Regions from separate parts of the Homo sapiens genome. Here all the other regions are linked to region 2. The links are chromatin loops, found by intact Hi-C in ENCODE. Cell type or tissue: ascending aorta. All regions are shown on one strand.

Region 1 (8,000 bases), 210 kb before region 2:
ATGTCAGTAGCGCCCAGGATAAAAAACCCCACACCAGGGGGCTGAGCTGAAGATGCTGAGACCATCTCGCTCAGACCAGAGAAGTGACAACTCCCAGGATCTGTTTATCATCTTCTATGCACCAGGTGCTGTGTCAAACGTGTCAAACGTTTTAGGTGCCACTAAAGATACCTGAGCGCCTGCGAGGTGCCAGACACAGCTCACGCGGTATAACCGACGTTTACACACATTCAATCTTCTGACATTGGACTCTGGAGCCAGACTGTATGGGTTTGAATCCTGGGGCTACCACTTCGTACCTGGGTAGCCACAGGCAAGTTAGTTAACTTCTCTGTGCCTTTGTTTGTTTGTTTTTTGAGACAGGGTCTCACTCTGACACCCAGGCTGGAGTACAGTGGCATGATCATAGCTCACTATAGCCTTGAACTCCCGGGCTCAGCCAATCCTCCTGCCTCAGCCTCTCAAGTAACTAGGACTACAGGTGCACCACCATGCCTGGTGAATTTAATTTTTGTAGAGACGAGGTCTCACTACATTACCCAAGGTGGTCTCAAACTCCTGGCCTCAAGCAATCCTCCAGCCTTGGCCTCCCAAAGTACTAGGATTATAGGTAGGAGCCACTGCACCCAGCCTGTGCCTCACTTTTTCATCTGTAAAATAAGGCTGACAATCATGCAATCAACTTCAGAGGGCTGTGATGGGGTGTCTATGAGGCAGTGCACACAGAGCACTTCTCACAATGCTTGGCACATAGTAGGTGCTCAGTAAATCTCAGTGAGGCAACACCCTATGGCCAGGAAGAGCATGGACTCTACCGATGGGCTGTGGGTGTGAATGCTGGTTCTTCTTTTGATCAGCTGTGCAATCTCAGGCAAGTTTCAGAGACCAGTTTCTTCATCTGGAAAATGGGGGTTTCCATCACCCTCCTCCAGGGGTACCATGGTGAGTAATGGACAAGTTGGGACATTGACATCCTTGGAATGGCATGTGCATGACAGAGGCTTTATAAGTGAACGTGTCACTGCACTTAGTGCCATTAATATTTATTATTATTATTTTTTTTTTTTTTTTTGAGATGAAGTCTCACTCTTTGCCCTGGCTGGAGTGCAGTGGCGCGATCTTGGCTCACTGCAACCTCCGCCTCCTGGGTTCAAGTGATTCTCCTGCCTCAGCCTCCCGAGTAGTTGGGATTACAGGTGCCCAACACCATGTCCAGCTAATTTTTGTATTTTCAGTAGAGACGGGGTTTCACCTTGTTGGCCAGGCTGATCTCGAACTCCTGACCTCAAGTGATCCACCTGCCTCAGCTCCCCAAAGTGCTGGGATTACAGGCGTGAGCCACTGTGCCCGGCCTAATATTTATTATTAAGTGCCTAGAGAGATGGTTACAAACAACATCCCTGGCTCAGGGGGATGGGCTGGGAAACGATAAATTAACAAGCTACAAAACAAACAAACCTGCCAATAAAAATGCATGGCCAGGTGCAGTGGCTCACATCTGTCATCCCAGCACTTTGGGAGGCTGAGGCAGAGGGATCCTTGAGCCCAGGAGCTCAAGACCAACTTGAGGAACAAAGCAAGACCTTGTCTCTCCAAATAAAACAATTTAATATTGAAAAAAAAAAAAAGGCCAGGAGAACTGGCTCATGCCTATAAGCCCAGCACTTTGGGAGGCTGAGGCAGGTGGATTGCTTGAGCTAAGGAGTTCGAGACCGGCCTGGACAACATGGTGAAACCCTGTCTCTACAAAACATACCAAAATATTATCCAAGTATGGTGCTGTGTGTGCCTGTAGTTCTAGCTACTTGGGAGGCTAAGGTCAGAGGATCACCTGAGCCCACGAAATCAAGGCTGCAGTGACAGCTGTGACTGCACCACTGCACTCCAGCCTGGGAAATGGAATGAGACCCTGTCTCAAAAAAAAAAAAAAATCCAAGTAACACTCAGCCAAAGAAAGGTACTTTTGTTTCCCTTATCTAGATAAAACTGAGGCTCAGACCTAAGTCTACACAGCTTGTGGGTGATGGAGGCTGGCCAGCCTCCAGAGTCCTCATTTAGCCCAGAATAGAATCAAGGTCAAAGCCTTGGAAAGTGACTCCCACGGGGAAGCCTCAAGCAGCTGCTGACCCTCAGCAAGAAAACAAAAATGCAAGTGCAAGTTCACCCTCCTGGGAAGTGTGAGACAGGACAGAAGCCCAGGAGGCCAGGCTTCCCTTCCCTTCTGCAGGCTCTGCAGAACCCTTGTCCCCCGGGGTCTCGCAGACAAGCGGCTGGGCAGAGTCAAACCTGAGGGCAGCCAAGGGAAAGAAATGCAAGTAGGGAGGACCCAGTGGGAGATGGGAAGGCGGCCACTTCCAGAAGCCAGGACTGAACACACACACACCGTCTTTGACAGGCCGTCGCTCGATGCTGTCAGGTTCCAGCTCCTCATGGGAGAGAAAGATCCTCAGGCGTTTGAGGGAGACACTCGCCTGTACAGAGAGCAATGGCAGGGGAGAGTTATTTTTAAAAAGCATTTTTGCAAAACCAACCAAGGTTAACTTTCAAGGGTTTCCCCAGGTGTGGAGGGGCACACACCCTCCCTTATTTCTGAAGGTCCCACATTTCTTAGAACCAGTGTATACTTTAGAATTAAACAAAACAAAAAAAGAAACAGGTTTGGTTCTGCTTTGTTTTAAAAGCCCACAAAAGGTATTTCAGAAAAAATGGGCGAATGGCTGGGCACGGTAGCTCAAACCTGTAATCCCAGCACTTTGGGAGGCCAAGGCAGGCAGATCACTTGAGGTCAGGAGTTTGAGACCAGCCTGGCCAACATGGTGAAACCCCGCCTCAGCTAAAAAAAAAAAAAAAAATACATAAAATTAGCCTGGCATGGTGGCACGCACCTGCAATCCCAGCTACTCGGGAGGCTGAGGCAGAAGAATCACTTGAACCTGGGAAGGCAGAGGTCGCAGTGAGCCAAGATCATGCCACTGCACTCCAGCCTGGGTGACAGAGTGAGGCTCCATTTCAAAAAATAAATAAATAAAAATAAAAATAAAAGAAGAAAAGGGCAGAGGCCTGGTGGAAAAGGGACTCTGGAAACGTAACAGCAAATGCAACAGAGCCAATTCAAACAGCCCAATGGGACAGGCATTTCTGAGATATTCCAGAAAACTTGGATATGGGCTGAGTATTATTGTAAAAACTTATTGTTAGTTTGCTTAGACATGATGATGGTATTACATTATGTAGGAAGAAATGCATGCTGAAATATTTGTGGGTAGAATGTAAGGGGTCTGAGATTTGCTTTAAAATTATTCGGCAAAGAAAGGAAAGAATGAAGGGATAGATAGCAGAGTTTAGCATTAAAAACAAATGAAGGGAAAGAGGGACAAGGGAGGGATACTGAAAAAGAATGAGATAAATCAACTGTGGCAAAATGTTTTGGGTTTTTTTGTTCGTTTTTGAGATGGAGTCTCGCTCTGTCACCCAGGCTGGAGTGCAGTGGCGCAATCTCGGCTCACTGCAAGCTCCACCTCCCGGGTTCACAACATTCTCCTGCCTCAGCCAACCGAGTAGCTGGGACTACAGGCACCTGCCACCACACCTGGCTAATTTTTTTATATTTTTAGCAGAGACAGGGTTTCACCGTGTTAGCCAGGATGGTCTCCATCTCCTGACCTCATGATCCGCCCACCTCGGCCTCCCAGAGTGCTGGGATTACAGGCATGAGCCACTGCGCCCAACCTTGGTTTCTTTATTTGAGACAGAGTCTTGCTCTGTTGCCCAGGCTGGAGTGCAGTGGTGCAAACATAACTCACTGCAGCCTCAAACTCCTAGGCTCAAGCGATCCTTCTGCCTCAGCCTCCCATGTAGTCACTGCAGGCATGCACCCCACACCCATTTTGTTATTTTTTGTAGATTAAGGGTCTCATTGCCCAGGCTGATTTTGAACTCCTGGGCTGAAGCAATCCTACCACCTCAGCCTCCCACAGTGCTGGGATTACAGGCGTGAGCCACTGCGCCCAGCCAAAAAATGCCGATGTTGAATCTGAGTGATGTGTACACGGGGTTCATGTTGTATTATTTCCTTTCTTGGAGACTGAGTCTCACTCAGTCGCCCAGGCTGGAGTGCAGTGGCACAATCTCGGCTCACTGCAACCTCGGCAACCTCCACCTCCCAGGTTCAAGCGATTCTCGTGTCTCAGCCTCCAGATTAGCTGGGATTACAGGCACCAACCAATACATCTGGCTAATTTTTGTATTTTTAGTAGAGACAAGGTTTCCCCATGTTGGCCAGGCTGGTCTCGAACTCCTGACCTCAGCTGATCTGTCTGCCTTGGTCTCCCAAAATGCTGGGATTGCAGGTGTGAGCCATCATGCTTGGCTTTTTTTTTCTTTTTCTTTTTCTTTTAATGCCAGTTTACAAACTTTAAGCTATTCTACTTCTGTGTACACTTGACATTTTTCATAATAAAATGGATTTTTTTGTTTTTGACAAAGCCTGCTATCAGCCTTGTACTACCAAATTTTACGGTTGATTTGCCTATGTAGTTAAAATGGAGTTTTCAAAAGGGATGTTCGCAATGCTCGGAAAAAGAATGTGAAAACAGTGCAGAAAAGTGACAGGAGCTTCCAGTAGTGCCCAAGTGTGACAAAACAGAAAGCCACCCCTCCTTACACAGTCAATGGCAGGAATTTTAGAGATTCTACATGGTCTACATTGTTTCTAAAAAATAAAAACAAAAAACAAAAAAAAACAGGGTCTTACTCCCTTCACCCAGGCTGGAGTGTAGTGGTGAGACTATGACTCACTGCAGCCTCAACTTCCCAAGCTCAGCTGATCCTCCCACCCCAGCCTTCTGAGTCGCTGGGAGTACAGGGGCACACCACCATGCCTGGCTAATTTTCAAACATATTTATTTATTTATTTATTTATTTATTTATTTATTTATTTATTTTTATTTTATTTTATTTTATTTTTTTTTACATACAGGGTTTTACCATATTGCCCAGGCTAGTCTCAAACTCCTGGGCTTAAGAGATCCACCTGCCTTGGCCTCCCAAAGTGCTGGGATTACAGGCATGTACCATCATGCCCGGCCGTAAGGTTGGGGTTTTTCTTTTTTTTTTTTTTAATTTTGAGACGGAGTTTTTGCTGTGTCACCCAGACTGGAATGCAATGGCACGATCTTGGCTCACTGCAACCTCTTCCTCCTGGGCTCAAGCAATTCTCCTGCCTCAGCCTTCCGAGTAGCTGGGATTACAGGGACCCGCCACCACACCTGGCTAATTTTTGTATTTTTAGTAGAGATGAGGTTGCACTATGTTGGCCAGGCTGGTCTCGAACTCTTGACCTCAGGTGATCTACCCGCCTCAGCCTCCCAAAATGGTGGGAATACAGGCATGAGCCGCCGCGCCCGGCTGTAAGGTTGGGGTTTCTCAAAGCGTGGGTGGTCAAGACCTATCAGTGGGTTGTAAAATCAATCAAGTCAGACAAGAGCTACGTTTTTTAAAAAAAGGATAGGAATGGCGGAGGAACAGGCTGAAGAGAACAGAGTATTTCGGAAAGATTCTTCCAGAGCATGGGAAAGCCCTGCTGCATTAAACTTGATTCATATACTCAAGTGCGAGTTCTCTGTCAAGAAGTCAAATGTGTTTTCTTTCTTTCAGGCATGACCAGACGAAAGCATGGCAGCCTTTGTCCGGGCCTCATGGAGCCCGACCGGGAGTGTGATCTAGAGGCTGCGCTCGGGGGCACTTCCATGCTTTCGTGGCCTAGAACCCCAAGGCCCCCTCTCGGAAGTCGCCCCAGCTTCCCCCTGTACCTGCACGATGCTGCTGATGACCATGGGGAGAATGTTCAGGGGAAACCGGAGGATGTTGAACAAGGCCAAAGACACGAAGGCTGTCTGGGCATCCAGGATGTTGTTCTCGTCAATGGTCACGTAGACGGCAAATGTGCACAAGGCCACCTGCAAGCAGAACGCCCAGTGCTGACTGCTGTGCCCCGAGTGAGAGTCATCATCCTAGGAGCAGTGACAGGCCCTGGAGACGCGCTTGGGCCCTCCCCAGGTGGCCACAACTGACCAGCTGCTGGAGCTCGTGGAAAAACCTGGGGCAGTATCTGGCACATGGCAGGTGCTCACTAAACACTCTGGGAATGAACTGGATAAATCAACGACCGGGAGCCCAAAGAGCCGGCCTCTCCCATCAACTTTCTCAGAGATGTCCTAGAGGGGCATTCTTAGTATTCCTCAAAAGCACCAAGCACAATCCCCAAGCCAGGCCTTTGCCCCTGACGTTTCCTCTGCCTGAAACCATCTTCCATCCAGGGGGCCACCTGACTCCTCCCTCTCACCATTCAAGGGAGCTGTCTCTCCCACTTTACCCAAATAGCCCTGCCATCTGGCCATCGGCCCATGTATTTTCAGGGTCTCAGCACTGCCATTTCATTGTTACTTCCTGGAAGGTCATACAGCTTAAAAATAAAAACCATACACTTTGCCATATTTCCGCTGTGGGACCCTGGTTGAGTTATTTCACCTCTCCAGGCAAGCCCCTATTTTCTCATCTATAAAATGGAAGTCATGATAGGCTTTTAAGGGCTGTTGGCACTTATGTAGGGTGTTTATTTGCACAGGGCCCAAGCACAGTAAAACTCAACAGATGGCAGCTGTTTTTATTTCTTGTTGGAAGATTTGGTCCAAATTCCTTAGATCATTCTTCCAAGGAATCTATTAACGTGGTCACACAAGCGAGAGCCCGGTCCCACGGGAAGCCAGAGCTGGTTCGTGTTCTGGCTCTGACATTAACAAGACAGATGACGCTGAGCCATGGCACAGAAATTTTCCAGGCTCCGATGTCAAGAGGGAGGCAAGGTGCTCGAAACGACAGGGACGCATGATCCCTGGGTGCAGTGGTGCAATCATGGCTCACCACAGCCTCGACCTCCCGGGCTCAAGCATTCCTCCCACCTCAGCCTCCCGAGTAGCTAGGACTACAGGCGCATACCACCATGCCCGGCTAGTTTTTTTATTTTTGTAGAGACAGGGTCTCCCTATGCTTCCTAGGCTGTTCTCGAACACCTGGGCTCAGGCCATCTGCCTGCCTCGGCCACCTAAAGTGCTGGGATTACAGACATGAGCCACTGCACCCATCCTGGCTCCCATCTTCTAAGCGGTAACGCAACACTGGCATCTTACCTAAAGATACTTTTTTTTTTTTTGAGACACAGTCTCATTCTTTTGCACAAGATGGAGTGCAGTGGTGCGATCGCAGTTCACCGCAACCTCTGCCTCCCAAGGTCAAACGATTCTCATGCCTCAGTCTCCAAGTAGCTGGGATTATAGGCGCCCACCACCATGCCCAGCTAATCTTTTTGTATTTTTCTTAGTAGAGATGGGGTTTCGCCATGTTGGTCAGGCTGGTCTTGAGCTCCTGGCCTCAAGTGATCCGTCTGCCTCGGCCTCCCAAAATGCTGGGATTACAGGTATGAGCCACCATGCCCAGCCCAGAGATATTCTTTACTCGAAAGGGTCTACATGTATCTACATGATAGACTTCTCAACCATAAAAAGGAGTGAAATTCTTATACATGCTAAAACATGGATAAACCTTGAAAACATCATGCTAAGAAACCAGTCAGATGGCCAGGCGGGGTGGCTCACACCTGAAATCCCAGCACTTCGGGAGGCTGAGGCGGGCGGATCACTTGAGGTCGGGAGTTCCAGACCAGCCTGACCAACATGGAGAAACTCCGTCTCTACTAAAAATACACAATTAGCCAGGAGTGGTGGTGCATGCCTATAATCCCAGCTACTCAGTAGGCTGAGGCAGGAGAATCGCTTGAACCTAGGAGGCAAACGTTGTAGTGAGGCAAGGTCATGCCATTGCGCTTCAGGTGGGCAACAAGGGAGACACTTCGTCTCAAAAAAAAAGAAAACAGTCAGAAAAGGCCACCTGTTGTTTGATTCCATTTATATGAAAAGTCCACAGTAGATAAACAGAGACAGACA
Region 2 (8,000 bases):
AATTTTTTTTTTCAAGACAGGGTCTCACTCTGCCACCCAGGCTGGAGTACAGTGACAGAGTCTCAGCTCACTGCAACCTCTGCCTCCCAGGCTCAAGTGATCTTCCCACCTCAGCCTCCCAAGGAGCTGGGATTACAGGTACCCACCACCACACATGGCTAACTTTTTATTTTTTGTAGAGACAGGGTCTTGCTATGTTGCCCAGGCTGGTCTCAAACTCCTGAGCTCAAGCAATCCTCCTGCTTTGGCCTCCCAAAGTGCTAGGATTACAGTTGTGAGCCACCATGCCTGGCCTTGGCCACTTTAGTTTTGCTTTTTTTTTTTTTTTTTGAGTTGGAGTCTTGCTCTGTCATCCAGGCTCCCAGGCTGGAGTGCAGTGACACAATCTCAGCTCACTGCAACCTCTGCCTCCTGGGTTCAAGCAATTATCCTGCCTCAGCCTCCCAAGTAGCTGGGACCACAGGTGTGCACCACCATGCCCAGCTAATTTTTATATTTTTAGTAGAAATGGGGGTTTCACCATGTTGGCTAGGCTGGTCTTGAACTTCTGACTTCAAGTGATCCGCCTACTTTGGCCTCCCAAAGTGCTGGGATTACAGGCAAGAGCCACCGTGCCCGGCTGCCTACTTTAATTTTTAATAAAGGGTTGTTATATAAGGGGTAGGTGAGAGAATGAAGTAAAATTGAGTGTTACAGTCTCCAGTTGTTAATCACATTATAATTATTCTCTTTTAAAAGTTACCAACAAGTTATTTAAAGAATCGAATGGAACCCTTTGGAAATACAGTGTTCATGCCTCTAGTATTAATGCCAGTTTTTACTTCGAGGCCAGCAAGCTAGATTCCGATGGCCTTCCCTTTCCAGGATGGGAAGCGGATGATTGACTTCAATTTTCCCCCTTCCGTTACTTCTCTGCTCCACATCATTTCTGTGCTGATGCAGGGACGATTTCCACTCCTTTTACAGCGTAGATGTTAAAAGCCTGTGCGGAGCAGCTCATTCATCATTTTCCGCAGAGCTTTACCCCTCACTTCCCCAGCCAGCTAAATGCAGGCTGTTCTTGACTCTCTGATCTAGGCCCATTGCAGGGTGAGGGCCAGGCTCAGGAGTTTCCAGGGTGAAAACCAGGTAAGCTTGATGTTGGAAGGATGAAGAAGGACCCAAAAGGGTCTGAGATGCAGAGCTCTCCAGATGGGCCTGGGAGCCTGCAGGGGAAGAGGCCTCTCTTTATATCCCGGAGGCCTGGTGCAACTCTAGTTGGTTTCATGTTTGTTGCGAGTAACAGCAGCTCACATGAAGCGGTGCACCATGTTCATTTTACATGGATCATCTCAAGGACTGCTTACAAAAAGGCCAGGAAGTAGCTGATGTTCTTCCCATCTTACAGGTAGGGAAATTGAGGCATGGAGAGGCAAAGTTACTTGCCCATGGTCATATAGGTAGAAAGCAGCACTGGCAGATTCAAAGCCAGACATCTACTCTCAGATACACGCCCTGGGCCTCAAGGCCAGTTTGCCTGGGCATTTCCCTTTAATGTCTCCTCTCTGGAAGTGAATGGTGTCATCAGAAAGGTTCCAGTGCCAGCACCAATCAATGACTGTCCCAGTGAGAGCTTGGTCAAATCCCTTTACCCCTGCAGGGACTCAATTTTCTCACCTGCAAAATGGGGGTATTAATAAAGCCACCCCCCGCACCCCCGGCCCCCAGCCCCTCCACCTGGTTGCAAGAGGAGTGGTTGTAGACTAAGGGCCTGCGTCAAGTACAGAACCCAGGAGGGGTCTGCCCAACTTTAACCCTCTCTCCAAATCCTCTAGCCTGAAGCAGCAGAAACCCACGTGGGACTGGGGGCTGCCCCCTTCCGGGCCTTCCCCAAGCAGAGGGGTCCCCATCTAGCCCCGCGGGGCAACGGCGGCCGGTGGCTGCGTGAAGGGCCCCCTCCCCCGACGCCGGGGAGCAGGAAGGCCACTCGGCACCATATTTAGTCAGGGGGAGCCGGCAGCCCAGAGCTGGTATGCGGCGCTGGGAATTCCTGCAGGAAGGAGTCCGCGCCTGCCCTTTTTGGGTTGTCTCCCGCCCGCCGCTCCCGCCGCTCCCGGGGAGGGGGACCGGCCCGGCCCGGCCCGGCCCGGGAACCTCGGAGGAGCTGGTGCCGCGCGGGGAGCGGAGCGCCCGGGCTGCCCGCGGGTCCCCGGCCTGGCGCGGGGCCAGCCCACCGCCTCGACTTCCTTTTATGGCCTGTGTGTGCGTGCGTGGACAGGAGCGGGGAGGGAGGGACGGGGAGAAGACGGAGAGCCTGGGGAAGAGAGAGAGAGAAAGCGCAGAGATAGGAGTGAGACACGCGGGAGAGATGGAGAGCAAGAGACACAGAGACCAGAGACAAAGTGAGACAGGAGGGAGAGACAGATACATCGACAGATCTAGAGAAGCGAGAGGGACAGAGACAAAAGATAGAGCGAGAGACAGCAATGATCAGAGTGACAGACATGCAGAGACAGTGGCAGAGACAGAGCGAGAGAGCCTGTGATGGAGAGAGACAGGGAATGCAATTTTAGGCGAGGAATCCTTGGGGAAGGGAAGTTGTTGAAGGGAACTCGCAGACTCTGGGGGCACACCCACTTTCTCCTTGGATCTTGACACTTGCATCTTGTAAATAACGTAATTATCACCGCCACCGCCTTCCCCCATTTTGTAGCTATGGACACCAAGTCTCAGAGAAGTGAAGTGACTTGCCCAAGGTCACGCAGCTGGCGAGTGGCGCACAGGGGAGGGGGACAGCTGAAATAATCACAGTGGGCTTATTTTTAATTTTTATTTGTATTTTGGTCGTGGTGATGTGGGTGGAGGTGGAGATGGCAAGTTGGGAAAAGTAAAAACTTCCCCTTCCTGCACGGTTCCCAGCAAGGGTGGGGGCCTCCTGTCTTGCACTTTGCAAAGTTCAAGAAATCCCCTTTCCCTACCCTTCACGCTGCACAGCCGGCCCTCTTTCCAGACAGTGCGATGCCAATAAAATGGGAAGTGGGGTGGGAGATGTCAAGTCAGATCCACCACAGCCCCGACACGGGGAGGAAGAGGTTAAAGCCTTTGCGGCCGGAACCGACTCAGGGAAGACGTTCTCAAGCATCCCGCACAGACACTGCCTGCTCGACCCCCTTTCTCTAGGGATCCGGAGCGTCTGCGACCGCCTGGGGCCGGGGCTGAGACTCCCGTCCCTGTGCGCACCTGTTCCGTGCGCCCTTGTGCGGTGCGCACCTGTTCCGTGCACCCTTGTCCCGAGCGCCCCAGCTCCTTGCGCTCCCGCCGGGGGTGCGCCCTGCAGGGGGCGCGGCGAGGGGGCCGCGAGGGACCCTCCCCAACTCCACCCCTTCGGCCTCCTCCCCTTTCCCAGCCGCGGGCAGCTCCGGGTCTATAAAGAGAGGCGTCCGAGGACGCGCAGGGAGATTTGGACGCTCCGGCCTGGGAGGTGCGTCAGATCCGAGCTCGCCATCCAGTTTCCTCTCCACTAGTCCCCCCAGTTGGAGATCTGTAAGTAGTAGTTGTCATTCTGGGGGCAGATTGCAGGGCAGGGGGGTGTTAAAAGTCCTATAGGGTATTCTATAGGGGCTGGGGTGCACTTAGGGGTCCCTGTTGTCAACCTCGTAAGGGCCATGGTGGGGGCAGAGTTGTGATTTGGATCTCTCTCTGCCTTATCGTCTTAGATTATCCTAGACTTTCCCCAAACAGCATTTCTTAAGATTGCCAGTGAGAAGTACCATTTTGGGGGTGCTTATTAACGATATCAATGCCTGGACCCAACTCCATTTCCCAACTCTAGAATCCCCAGAAAAACTGCCTTAAAAAAAAAAAAATTAGTCCCGAGTGATTCTTGTTAAGAGGCTAATCCAGGAGATATGCTCCCTTGGAAATCTCAGAGGTCCGGTGCAGACAATCAAGGCATCTCACTTTTATTCTAGGCACCAAAAAATTTACAGCTGAACTTCACTGAAAAGTCACTTGCTATCACACAGAAGGGCAAAGTGAGGCTCCTTGTGGATTTGACCGTATTGCACAGTTGTGTTGATAATGCATTAAATCAGTTAAAAACACATGGGCATAGGCTTAGCAGAAAGGAGTGTTGTTGTTTTTTTTTTTTAATCAGTTTAGGGGAGGTTCTTCTATGTTGAGAACCCCTGGGAGATAAGGCTGGTTGTGATCTAGTTTGTTACAGCCCACTTTTTCCTCTTCTCCAAATTAAAAAAAAAAAAAACAACTCACCCAGGTTGACCCCAAAGGGCCCCCAGATACCCAGGTGGGCTCCAAAGTCTCCATTTGCTTCCACGATCTGCAGGTGCGTTAGGTAAGATTACACTAGAATTTCCCGCAGAGCCACCTGTGTCAATGCCACTCTCGTGCCCAACCAAATGGGTAAAACGAGAGAAAGTGTGGCTACTGCCTGTTGTAAGTTTTCTTCCAGCACAGGGTCTGGTAGGGATTTTGCCACTTGAGAAAAGGTACCATCCAAAGCCATGCTTGTCAAGAAGTAAAAGAAAATATTTAGAAACCCAAGGTGGGAGTGTTTAGTTGCAGTATGAAGAACTGAGAGATTAAATGGTGAACTGTCCGTCCGGGGTTTGGCAAAAAGAATGCAGGCTATTAATAAACTGCTTTGCATAGTTTTTTGTTTCTTTGATTTACTCAACGATACTATTTTAGAATTGTTCAGAGACGGAACTTGACGCTGAACTGAAAGTCATTAGGTGGCAGGGTGTGAAATAAGATAGAGAATTTTGTTTGAAGGAAATTGATGTTTTCCCTTTGAGATAGCTACCGTTGATGGAACACTTCAGTGCCACATGCTGTTGCAACATTTAACTTAATTTATCTCATTTAATCTTTGCAACAACTTCATAAGAAAGGCTTTATGATGCCTGTTTAGTATACAAGGCAGCTGAGGCTCAGAGAGGTAAAGTGTCACACAGCCAGCAAGTGGTAGAACCCATTCCCGGGTCAGTTTGAGTCCAAGTTCATACCCTTGACCCCACTATCTTTCTTCTTTACCATGGACACAAACTTGTTGGGGTCAGGTTTCTGGTGGGACTAAATGCTTCCAACAAAGTAAATGTTTATCACCGTGTCCTTTGAAGAAAACATAAACTGACTTTTTGCACATTTAAAATAAAAGGCACTGTTTGTCCCCTGATTGAGGGGGTGACCTAGCTGAAACCAGTGACCCTAGGTGGGCTGCCATGCCGAGAGTCCAGAACGTGAACTAGCTGGGTCTTTTCCGAGAAGCCGCCAGGCTTGCCTTGTAAACACCATGTTTTTTTATTATCATGTCCGAAATAGATGTGTTATTCCGTACAAGGTATCTGTTATGGATTTGTTATCATTACTTTTCCGTGGGAGGGCAGAGATTGAGGCAAACATGCCCATTTATGGAAGCGTTTTCCATGAGGCCATCCCCGGCCCCCTCGTCAGTTACCCAGCCTTGCACCGCAGCCCGGTTGGTCCTGGCCCTGGGGATTTGTCTACCATGTCCCTCACCCATTGAAGAACTAGTGGAGAAACCCTAAGGAGAAGAGATTTGGGAGGAAAGTGGGATTCTTTTTTCCTACCCCCTCTTATTCAGAGGTTTGATTTTTTTGGGTGGGGGGTGGGAGGGAATTGTCTCCTTTCCACAGGTCTTGAATCCAAACAGGTGGGTCTTCCACGTTAGGCACAAGCGTGTAATTCCAAGAGCAGATATATAGTAGATTTTTCTTGAAAACCAAGTTCAATATTCAATCCAGTAGAATCATAGAAGGCCATAAGCAAATTTAAAAATCATCTCCCGCACCTCCCCAAACCTCACTTTCTCATCCGGGAAATGGGGCTAATGAGAATAACTCATGTTTTTTGGGCACTTTTGCCTGGCGAGATGCTAAACGCTTTGTGGACATTATCTTACGTCTTCATAACAACCCTTTAGAGTAGATACTGTTATTCTAACTGGCTTTATTTTACACATATGGAGTCTGAATAACTTGCTTAAGATAGCTCAGCTAACCAGTAAGGAAAAGAAGATTCTACAAATCTAGGTCTTTCTAACTCCAGAGTTTCACAGATTACCCTCATGGGAGGATTTGATGAGCTAATGTGTATGAAGGGTTTAGCACAGTGCCTGGCCCCTGGTAAGCTTCAGTGATGGTTATTTATAGCAAACACAACCAGAGAGTTCAAGATGTTTGCTCAGTATGGCATGGCTCATCTTTGGCAGAACCGGGAAGCCTAAACTATGTGGCCGTTAAAGGAGAAGCTTCTCTTAATTTTCTTCCCTTTGATCTCATAAACCTCGTTTCTATTTGGGCTGAAAGTGGTGATTAGAATCTTTAATATATTAAGCTACCATTCCTTACCTGGATTGGGAATGTTACAAATTCCAATTACATTTGTTTAGGGTTTTGTTTGTTTGTTTTTGAGACAGAGTCTTGCTCTGTCGCCCAGGCTGGAGTGCAGTGGTGCGATCTTGGCTCACTGCAACCTCCGCCTCCTAGGTTCAGGCACTTCTCCAGCCTCAGCCTCCTGAGTAGAGAGTAGCTGGGTTTATAGGCGCCCACCACCATGCCTGGCTAATTTTTTGTATTTTTAGTAGAGATGGGGTTTCACCATATTGGCCAGGCTGGTCTCGAACCGCTGACCTCAAGTGATTCGCCTGGCTTGGTCTCCCAAAGTGCTCAGATTACAGGCGTGAGCCACCGCGCCTGGCTTATTTAGGGTCTTGATGGCATACTTTAAGGGATGGCCTTTTTGCTCTCTAGGTCTTCTCCTTCCACTCCTGACCTTTCAACTTTTAACCCTGGCCACACAATGGAGGAAAGACTGAATTTAGAGAAAGGCAGGCAAGAATTTGAAAGAAACCTTGTATGTGATCCAAGGACAGAGGAAGAAGCTGCTCACAGTGGCTGAAAGGGGAGGTCGGACATCTGTGACTTGTATCAGGGTTTCAGGGGCTAAGGAGGAACAACCTCATCAAAGTTGCTAGGAAAGGGCCATAGAGGCCAGGTATGGCAGGTCATACCTGTAATCCCAGCAATTTGGGAGGCTGAGGTGGGGGGATGGCTTGAAGTCAGGAGTTTGAGACCAGAGTGGGCAACATAGCGAGGCACCATCTCTACAAAAAAATTTTTAAAATGAGCTGGGCATGGTGGCATGCATCTGTAGTCCTAGTTATTCAGGAGGTTGAGTGAGGCAGGAGGATTGCTTGAGCCCAGGAGTTCAAGGCTGCCGTGGGCCCTGATTGCATCACTGTTCTCTAGCCTGGGCAACAGAGTGAGACTCTGTCTCAAAAAAAAGGTGAGGGGCATAGAACTTTACTGTACCAGGCTGAAAAATACAAGGCCCAGAGAGGGCAAGTGACTTGCCTAGCATCACCCAGCGAGTTTTGGGCAGAGCTGAGACTTGTAACTCGAAGACCTAAGGATCTTCCACAGGCTAATGAATAGCTTGTTTGTGCTCAAGGGATGAAGCAGTGAGTTGTTAGGACAGGACTGTGAATAGGGCTGACATATTCAGATGTGTCAAACATCGCTAATGCCATCTCTGAGTAAATTAGGCTTCAAACAGATCGGGATTCTAATCCTGGTTCCCCAACTTTTGCAAGGGAGGGCCTTGCATTTACCTTTCAAGACCCCGATAGGCTTAGCAGGAAAATGGGAATAATAGATAATGCCACTCTTTCATCCTTGGACTTTTTGTCTAATTATATGAATTTATCTGTAGGATAAATTCCCAGAAATGCGCTTGCTGAGTTAAAGGGCATGCGTATCTAAAATTAATAGATATTGCAAATGACTGGCTAAAGACATTGCAGACCAGGTGCAGTGGCTCACGCCTGTAATCCCAGCACTTTGGGAGGCCGCAGCAGGTGGGTCACCTGAGGTCAGGAGTTCAAGACCAGCCTGGCCAACATGGTCTCTGCTAAACCCTATCTCTACTAAAAATACAAAAATTATCTGGGCATGGTCGTGGGCACCTGTAATCCCAGC
Region 3 (8,000 bases), 90 kb after region 2:
GGATTCTTGGAGCTGAAGGTAGAGATGTTGGCCTCATCAGGAACATGTGGGCAGGGTTTAGGGGAGGGGGAGTGATCGAGGCAGTGGATTTACTCAGGCTTTTCCTGGAGGGGTTGCTCTGGTGATCAATTGATATTGATCAAAATCATCCAACCAATGGCCAAGAAACACACTGGGTCTTGAGAACAGGACAGCTCAGAAAGAAATTCTTGGTCGGGACACTGTGTTTCCAGAAACGATTTTCCTTCTGCGTTAGATGTGCCTCAGTGTTGAAGGTTAATCTCTTTCAGGAACACCAGGACAGAACTGTGGAAAGTTTCCCTTCCTTCCCACGCCTACGCCCGTTTGGAGCCCCAGAATAGCACTGAGGTTGCTGAAATGCTGCATAAGGGGAGGGGCAGCTCCTCCGAAGATAACTTGGGGTCTGGAAAATTAGGCTGTATGGGTCAGTTGACAAATGGATGGTGTATGTGGGTCTTGGCCAGGGTCCCACATCAGAATCTAGTGCTGATAGCCTCCTTGTCTGAATGACATAGGCCCTCCAAGAATGATTCATTTCATTTGGGACAGGGGTCAGTTTTGCTTCTAATCTTGCTTTTAAATAACAATGAACAATGGTTAAGTATTTGCTGTGTGCCAGGAATTTACCAAATCCTTTTTTCTTGATGTACTACACTGTTCAGTATAGTTTTATTTAAATAATAAAAAACTGGAACAGGCTGGGCACAGTGGCTCATGCCTGTAATCCCAGCATTTGGAGACACTGAGGCAAGAGGATTGCTTGAGCCCAGGAGTTCGAGACCAGCCTGGATAACACAGTGAGACTCTGTCTCTACAAAAAAAATAAATAGAAAAAAACTGGAACAAACTAAAATAGGTTGATTAATAGAGGGTTTATTAAATCATTGTCTGTCCTTGTGAAAGAAAACAATGAGACCATTTAAATTGTTTTGCTGGGCATGGTGGCTCACGCCTGTAATTCCAGCACTTTGAGAAGCCAAGGCAGGCAGATCACTTGAGCTTGAGTTTGAGACTAACCTGGGCAACATGGCAAGATCCCTTCTCTACAAATAATACAAAAAATTAACTGGGTGTGGTGGTGCACACTGTAGTCCCAGCTACTTGGGAGACTGAGGCAGGAAGATTGCTTGAGCCCAGGAGGTCGAAGCTGCAGTGAGCCGAGATCACACCACTCTGTCACCTAGGCTGGAGTACGGTGGCGCAGTCTCAGCTCACTGCAATCTCTGCCTTGCAGGCTCAAGCAGTCCTCCCAGCTCAGCCTCTCAAGTCGTTGAGACTACAGACATGTGCTACCACGCCTGGCTAATTTTTGATTTTAGGGTTTTTGTTTTGTTTTGTTTGAGATGGAGGCTTGCTATTGTCACCCAGGCTGGAGTGCAGTGGCACGACCTCGGCTCACTGCAACCTCTGCCTCCTGGGTTCAAGCAATTCTCTTGGCTGAGCCTCCTGGGTAGCTGGGATTATAGGCGCCCACCACCATGCCCCACTAATTTTTTTTGTATTTTTAGTAGATACTGGGTCTCGCCATGTTGGCCAGGCTGGTCTTAAACTCCTGACCTCAGATGATCCACCCATCTTGGCCTCCCAAAGTGCTGGGATTGCAGGCATGAGCCACCGTGCCTGGCCTGGGGTTTTTTGTTTTGTTTTGGTTTGATTTTTGGAGGGGTGGGTAGAGACAAGGCTTCACCATGTTATCCAGTATTCTCTGGTCTTGAACTCCTGGGCTCAAACAATCAGCCCACCTTGGCCTCCCAAAGTGCTGGGATTACAGGCATGAGCCACCATGCCCAGTCCCCAGTGTTCTCAATGTACTTTGGCACTTGTTTCCCCTTTAACCACAGAGACCAGACTCCAGGCCCAGCACCTTCGGCAGCCCCAAGCATCTAGCTAGAATTTGGTAATACTGTTTTCCTTGTATTTATATTTATAATTGCCATCTATTTATGGCAAGTGAAGATGATTTGTCACTGAAGATAGAGAAAGTTTTCTATTAAAACAAATGTAAGGAAAGAGAAGGAAGTAAATTTAAAGAAAATGATTAAGCAAATAATGGAGCAGATGGTACACAGAGCAAGCATTCAGACGATGGCGTGCAAATGACGAACTCTCATAGGAACCAACTTAGTCCTAAATGTACACCAACCCCATTTATAAACCAAGAGCTACTTCCAAACCCTCCATCAAGGGGCCTATGGAGAAGGGGGTGGGTCAGGCTTCAGGCTGGAGCTTCATGAGGCTCCAAGTGACCAGGGGACACCAGGATTTTCCCCACCACATTGGGTTCTGCAGCCTTGAACTCCTGGCCTCAAGATATCCTCATGCGCCACCATGCCTGGCCTGGTTATACTGCTTCTAATGTATTTTGAAGATAAAAAATAAAATCACCTAAATTGTCCATCCTGTGTATCCCTGGTGGTACACATGTCTGATGTTGGAAAGTCCTGTTTCTTATTCCTCAGCAAGAAGAGAGGTGTAAGGCCACTGTAAAAAATTAGCACAAACTTGATGCCTTAAAACAACAGGAATTTATTCTCTCCCAGTTCTGGAGGCCAGGGTTCTGAAATCAGGGTGTCGGCAGGAGCCGGGCATAATGGCTCATGCCTGTAATCCCAGCACTTTGGGAGGCCAAGGCAAGAGGATCGTTTGAGGCCAGGAGTTCAAGACCAGCCTGAGCAACATAGCAAGACCCCTTCTCTACTAAAAATTTAAAAAAAAAAAATTTTTTTTTTTTTAAAAGACAAGATGTTGGCAGGGGTTGTTCCTCCTGGAGGCACTGAGGGAGATCTGTTCCTTGCCTCTGTCCTGGCTTCTGGTGGCTCTGGCTGTTCCTGGCTTTTCCTTGGCTTGTCTCACTCCAGTCTCTGCCTCATCCTTCATGTGGCATTCTACTCTGTGGGTCTTCTCTTCTGTCCATCATAAAGACACTTGACATTAAATGTAGGGCCCACCAGGTTAATCCAAGATGATCTCATCTTGAGATCTTGTACTTGATTCCATCTGCGAAGACCGATTTTTTCCAAAATAGGCCACGTTCAGGCTGGGCGCGGTGGTTCACGCCTGTAGTCCCAGCTCTCAGGGAGGCAGAGGCGGGAGGATAGCTTGAGCCCAGGAGTTCGAGACCTGCCTGGGCAATATAGTGAGACCCCGGTATCCACAAAAAGGAAAAAAAAATAAATGTAACCCCCCAAATTAGGCCACATTCACAGGTTCCAGGTGGACATATTTTAGAAAGACCAACATTCAACCTAATATAGGTGGCTTCCACTCTTTATCACCTACTAGGCCAGGCCCTTGCTCAGCATCTTACAAGACCTAAACTTCACGAAGCAGGTACTACTGTTACCATCTCCGTTTTGCAGATAGGGAAACTGAGGCTCATGGGACTTATTGAGACTCATGTAGAGTCTCTATCCTCTATTCATCCATGATTCATCCATCAATCCATCCTCTATCATCCATCTATCCTCTACTCATCCTTCCATCACCCATCCATCCATCACCCATCCGTCCATCCATCTACCCACCCATCCATCCATGAACCCATCCTCTATACATTTATACATTCATCCATCCATTCACCCTCCATCTGCCATCCATCCATCTCCCTCCCTCCCCATGTGTATCTGGACCCGGAACTAGGATTTGGAAATTCAGAGATAATGAGATTTATAAGAAGCAAAGCTGGGATTTGAACTCAGGACTCTCTAACTGCAGAGCGCGTGCTTTGCACCAGCACACCAGGATGCTGCCAGCCGTCACCACCCTTGCTGTGTTGTGTCTCCTCACTGGTTTACTTCTTTGCTGTCTGCTAATTCTGCCCCAAGGTTCATCTCTTATGGCCTGGGAGTGGTGGCATTCTTTTGTCATTTCTGGAATTACATTTAACTATACCAGAAAGTGCAAACCAATGGTTCCTGAGCCCACAGGAGAGATCGGCCACTACAACCTTCAAAATTTTTAGAAATTGGTTCCTAAAGTTTAAATATGGGTAGGCCGGGCACTGTGGCCTATAATCCCAACCCTATGGGAGGCCAAGGCACATGGATCACTTGAAGTCAGGAGTTTGAGACCAGCCTGGCCAACATGGTGAAACTCCGTCTCTACTAAAAATAGAAAAATTAGCCGGGTGTGGTGGCACACGCCTGTAATCCCAGCTACTCTGGAGGCTGAGGCAGGAGAATTCCCCTGAACCTGGGAAGCGCAGAGGTTGCAGTGAGCCGAGATTGCACCAATGCACTCCAACCTGGGTGACAGCAAGACTCAGTCTCACACACACACACACACACACACACACACACACACACACACACACCAAAAAACATGGGTACACTTCACATAAAAACTCTGGGTTTCCATTATCTAGAAAAATCAGAAGTTCCAGCAACACTTGGCTTATATCCCCTGTGGCAATGACGGAGTAGCTGCTGGCCCCTTCAGATGGGTTTGTGGCCTCCTTGGGTCCCCACAGTCCTCATTAGTTGGCTTTGTTCATTTAGACCAGTGGTTCTCTGCCAGAGGTGAGTTTGCCTCCCAGGGGACATTGAGTAGTATCTGGTGACATTTGTGGTTGTCACAACTCTGTCAGGGTAACCACCACTGACATCTAGTGGTTAGAGGCCAGGGATGCTACTAAACTTCCCATGATACCCAGGACAGCTCCCCACAATAGAGAATTATCTGGCCCCCAATTTCTGCAGTGACAAGATTGAGAAACCCTGAGTTGGCCGGCTCGCCTGGGCTGTGCAGGCATTTCAGGAATCTTTAGTTTAAATTGACACTTTTAAAACTGTGAGTGCAACTCTTCATAGTTTACAAAGACTCTTTCATAGATGTTATGGTTAAAAGGAAGTGTGTTTCCAAGCCCTGTCAACAGCAGCTTCATTCATTTTGGGGAGAAGGCTTTCTACCATAGTAAGTGGGAGCAAATGGATGGGTGGTCAGCAGCTGGGTCCTTTTGCTGAGCTGGGCCAGGGACCCCATGGCGTGAGAATAGCTGTTGTGAAGGGCCTTGTAATGTCTGGTTTGGCCTGAGGAACCAGAGAAGTCTGGGATCTCTAGGCTTTGTTCCTGGAACATAGTGACTGATTTGAAGCCAGAACTCTGGGTGATTTGTACCTGAGTTAAGCTAAGCCAAGAATTTGCATTAATCATCATCCATCCATTCATCCATCTACCATCCATCCATCATCTGTCCATCCATCCATTCATCCATCCATCATCCATCCATCAATGCTGTATCCATTCCTCCATCAATTCTCCATCCATCTATCCATCGTCTATCCATCAATCCTCTGTCCATTCCATCTATCCATCTATCCTCTATCCATCCATCCATCATCCGTCTATCCTCTATCCATGAATTATTCATCCATCAATCCATCCTCTATTCATCCATCTATCCTCTACTCATCCGTCCATCATTCACCCATTCATCTACCCACCCATCCATCCATCCGTCCATTCATCCATGAACCCATCCTCTATCCATTTATTCATTCATCCATCCATCCACCTTCCACCTACCATCCATCCATCTCTCTCCCTCCCTCCCATGTGTATCAGGACCTTGGAATAGGCTTTGGAAATTCAAAGATGATTAGGGCAGGCCCTCCACTCTCCAGAAACTCATGGTCTTATGGGGATTTCAGACATAGAAACTATTTTAACAGTAACATGGCCTGAGTATGGAGTCAGAAAGGTTCCAAGTATTCTGGGAACACAGCGTTTTTGTTTGGAGACACCTGGACAACAAGTGGAAACAAATGTATATCTTCTTCATCCCAACATGGGCATCTGTTACACCCAGAAGAGTATGTAAGAAGCACAGGGTTTTTATTTCAAAAATCCTTTTATTGACATATGATTTACATGGAGAAAATTGTGTATGCCATAGCGTGCAGTGCAAAGAATTATTATAAACTGAACACGTCTGTGTAACTAGAATCCATTTTAAATAAGACAATGCCACCAGCCCCATGGAAGCTCCCACATGCACCTTCTAAGAACTTCCCTCAATTAAGGATAATCATTATCCTGACTTCTAACAGCATCGATTAGTTTTGCCTCTTCTTGAATGGACGGTCTATATATGGACTTAGACAGTATGTTCTTGTTTCCATCTGTCCTCTTTTGTTCGGTATTTGTGTCTGGAAGATATGTCAGGGTTTTTTTTTTGTTTTAGAGACAGGATCTCCCTACATTGCCCAGGCTGTATCAAGCTCCTGGCTTCAAGCAGTTCTCCCACCTCAGCCTCCCAAAGTGCTGGGGTCGCAGGCATGAGTCACTATGCTGGCCCCAATACATCAGTTTTGATTTGTGGTAGTTGTAGCTCATTCATTCTCACTGTTCTGTGGCAGGGGTTGCTAACACATTTTTCTGTAAAGGGTCAGATAGTAAATTCTTTAGCCTTTGTAGGCCAGACGATCTTTGTTGCAACTCATTAACTCTGCCAGTGTAGCATGCAAATAGTTACAGACAATATGTAAATGAATGAGTATAGCTGTTTTCCACTAAAACTTTATGTATAATAGCAAGCAGTGGGCCAGATTTGGTCCATGGGCTGTAATTTGCCAGTCCCTGCTGCGTGGCATTCCATTGTAATGCAAGGTTTTAAGCAACCATATGAAAATATTGAGCTCAGAATCTAGTTTCTTCAGAGGAAAGATGTAAGCTGGCTCTGGGTCCCCAGTGGCTTTAGGCTCCAAAACTCCAGGGTACCTTGGCATTGACCTTTGTGTCTGCTCTGCCCTTCTCTCCCCACCTCAGCCATATTGAAGGTGGTATCATCGGTCCTGCAGCTTGGAAATATCGTCTTCAAGAAGGAAAGAAACACAGACCAGGCGTCCATGCCAGATAACACAGGTACTTGCCACTTTTTCCTGATGACCAATGACTTTGGGGTTGGGGGGGTGGGGGAGGTGACATTTAACCACTGGTTATTTTTCAAGGTGAAGGTATCTGGGATTTTAACAACAGTTGGACTAGGTTCTTATCACTCACTTTTTCAAACTTTTCAGTGCTCAAGACCCTATGTGGAAAGTTATTGAATCAGAGCGCAGGGATTAAAAAAAAACAAACCTAATAGTTTTATTTATTTGTTCTTTTTTTTAAATACAAAATTTTACAAGTTTTAATAGAGACGAGGTCTCGCTGTGTTGCCCAAGCTGATCTTGAACTCCTGAGCTCAAGTGATCCTCCCACCTTGGCCTCCCAAAATGCTGGGATTACAGGCAAGAGTCATCACGTCCTACCCCTAATAGTGACCAGACAAGATCCCGAGGGACCATCTCTTCTAAAATACCCCACTTAATTGTTTTGTTAAAGAAATATTTCTCAAGCCCCTGCAATATGCCACTGGGATACAGCAGGAAATGACACAAGAATAGCTCTTCTTACGGTATCTGTGGTCGTCTTGGGGAGACAGACCTCAATTGCCCTGAGAATTAGGGGTGCCAGATAAAATACAGGATGTCCAGATAAATTTCAATTTTAGGTAAACAACAAACCTTTTTTTAAATTTTAATTATGTCCCTTGTAACATTTGGACCGTGATTATACCAAAAGAGTATTCTTGTTTATCTGAAATTCAGGTTTAACTGAGCATCCTGTAATTTTCCCCCTAAATCTGATAAACCTACCCACAAATAAACAGTATTTTGTGTTTTGAGAAGCTGGCCTGGCTACCACTATGCTTGTTGGTGGCTGAGCTGAGAGCAAAACTTAGGTTTCTTATTTCCCAGCCCAGGCTGTATATTGTGTTGCTTTTTCCCGCTCCCTAGAGCCCACCTTGATCAAACCTGTTGCAACCGCTTACTGGGTTTACCTTGCCCACAGCCTAGACAGAGCCAATTAATCAAGACAGGGGAATTGCGATAGAGTAAGAGTAACTCACGCAGAGCCGGCTGCATGGGAGAACAGAGTTTTATTATTACTCAAATCAATCTCCTTGAGCATTCGTGGATCAGAGTTTTTAAGCATAA

The links. Peaks named below come from ENCODE experiments on the same cell type or tissue, not always from the same donor. Only the 100,000 strongest peaks of a DNase experiment are listed, where the experiment ranks them.
Region 1: it touches region 2 in a loop (8-fold over the local background); 5 of 110 quality-filtered maps call a loop at or near these places.
Region 3: it touches region 2 in a loop (2.5-fold over the local background); 4 of 110 quality-filtered maps call a loop at or near these places.

The regions. Positions count from the first base shown.
Region 1 is chr16:16,066,113-16,074,112 of GRCh38, reverse strand. ABCC1 (ATP binding cassette subfamily C member 1 (ABCC1 blood group)) reads right to left here. Exons shown (of 31, transcript NM_004996.4): 13 at 5,811-5,957; 14 at 2,384-2,471. Among named protein-coding and RNA genes, the nearest start is that of ABCC1, 120 kb to the right of the region's middle. In ascending aorta, no CTCF peak of the experiment used is centred here; a DNase peak (open chromatin) is centred at 6,822; H3K27ac peaks cover 7,236 bases.
Region 2 is chr16:15,852,463-15,860,462 of GRCh38, reverse strand. It overlaps MYH11 (myosin heavy chain 11), which reads left to right and starts at 3,435. Exons shown (of 41, transcript NM_002474.3): 1 at 3,435-3,522. RefSeq lists an enhancer at 1,888-2,389. In ascending aorta, a CTCF peak has its summit at 3,338 (motif pointing right); DNase peaks (open chromatin) are centred at 2,032, 3,052, 3,242, 5,462 and 1 weaker place; H3K4me3 peaks cover 6,352 bases; H3K27ac peaks cover 7,893 bases.
Region 3 is chr16:15,762,678-15,770,677 of GRCh38, reverse strand. It overlaps MYH11 (myosin heavy chain 11), which reads left to right. Exons shown (of 41, transcript NM_002474.3): 10 at 6,787-6,882. LOC124903651 (a long non-coding RNA gene) reads right to left here. Exons shown (of 2, transcript XR_007065005.1): 2 at 7,928-8,000. Among named protein-coding and RNA genes, the nearest start is that of MYH11, 90 kb to the left of the region's middle. RefSeq lists a silencer at 4,472-4,766. In ascending aorta, a CTCF peak has its summit at 4,617 (motif pointing left); DNase peaks (open chromatin) are centred at 407, 1,216 and 4,624; H3K27ac peaks cover 6,454 bases.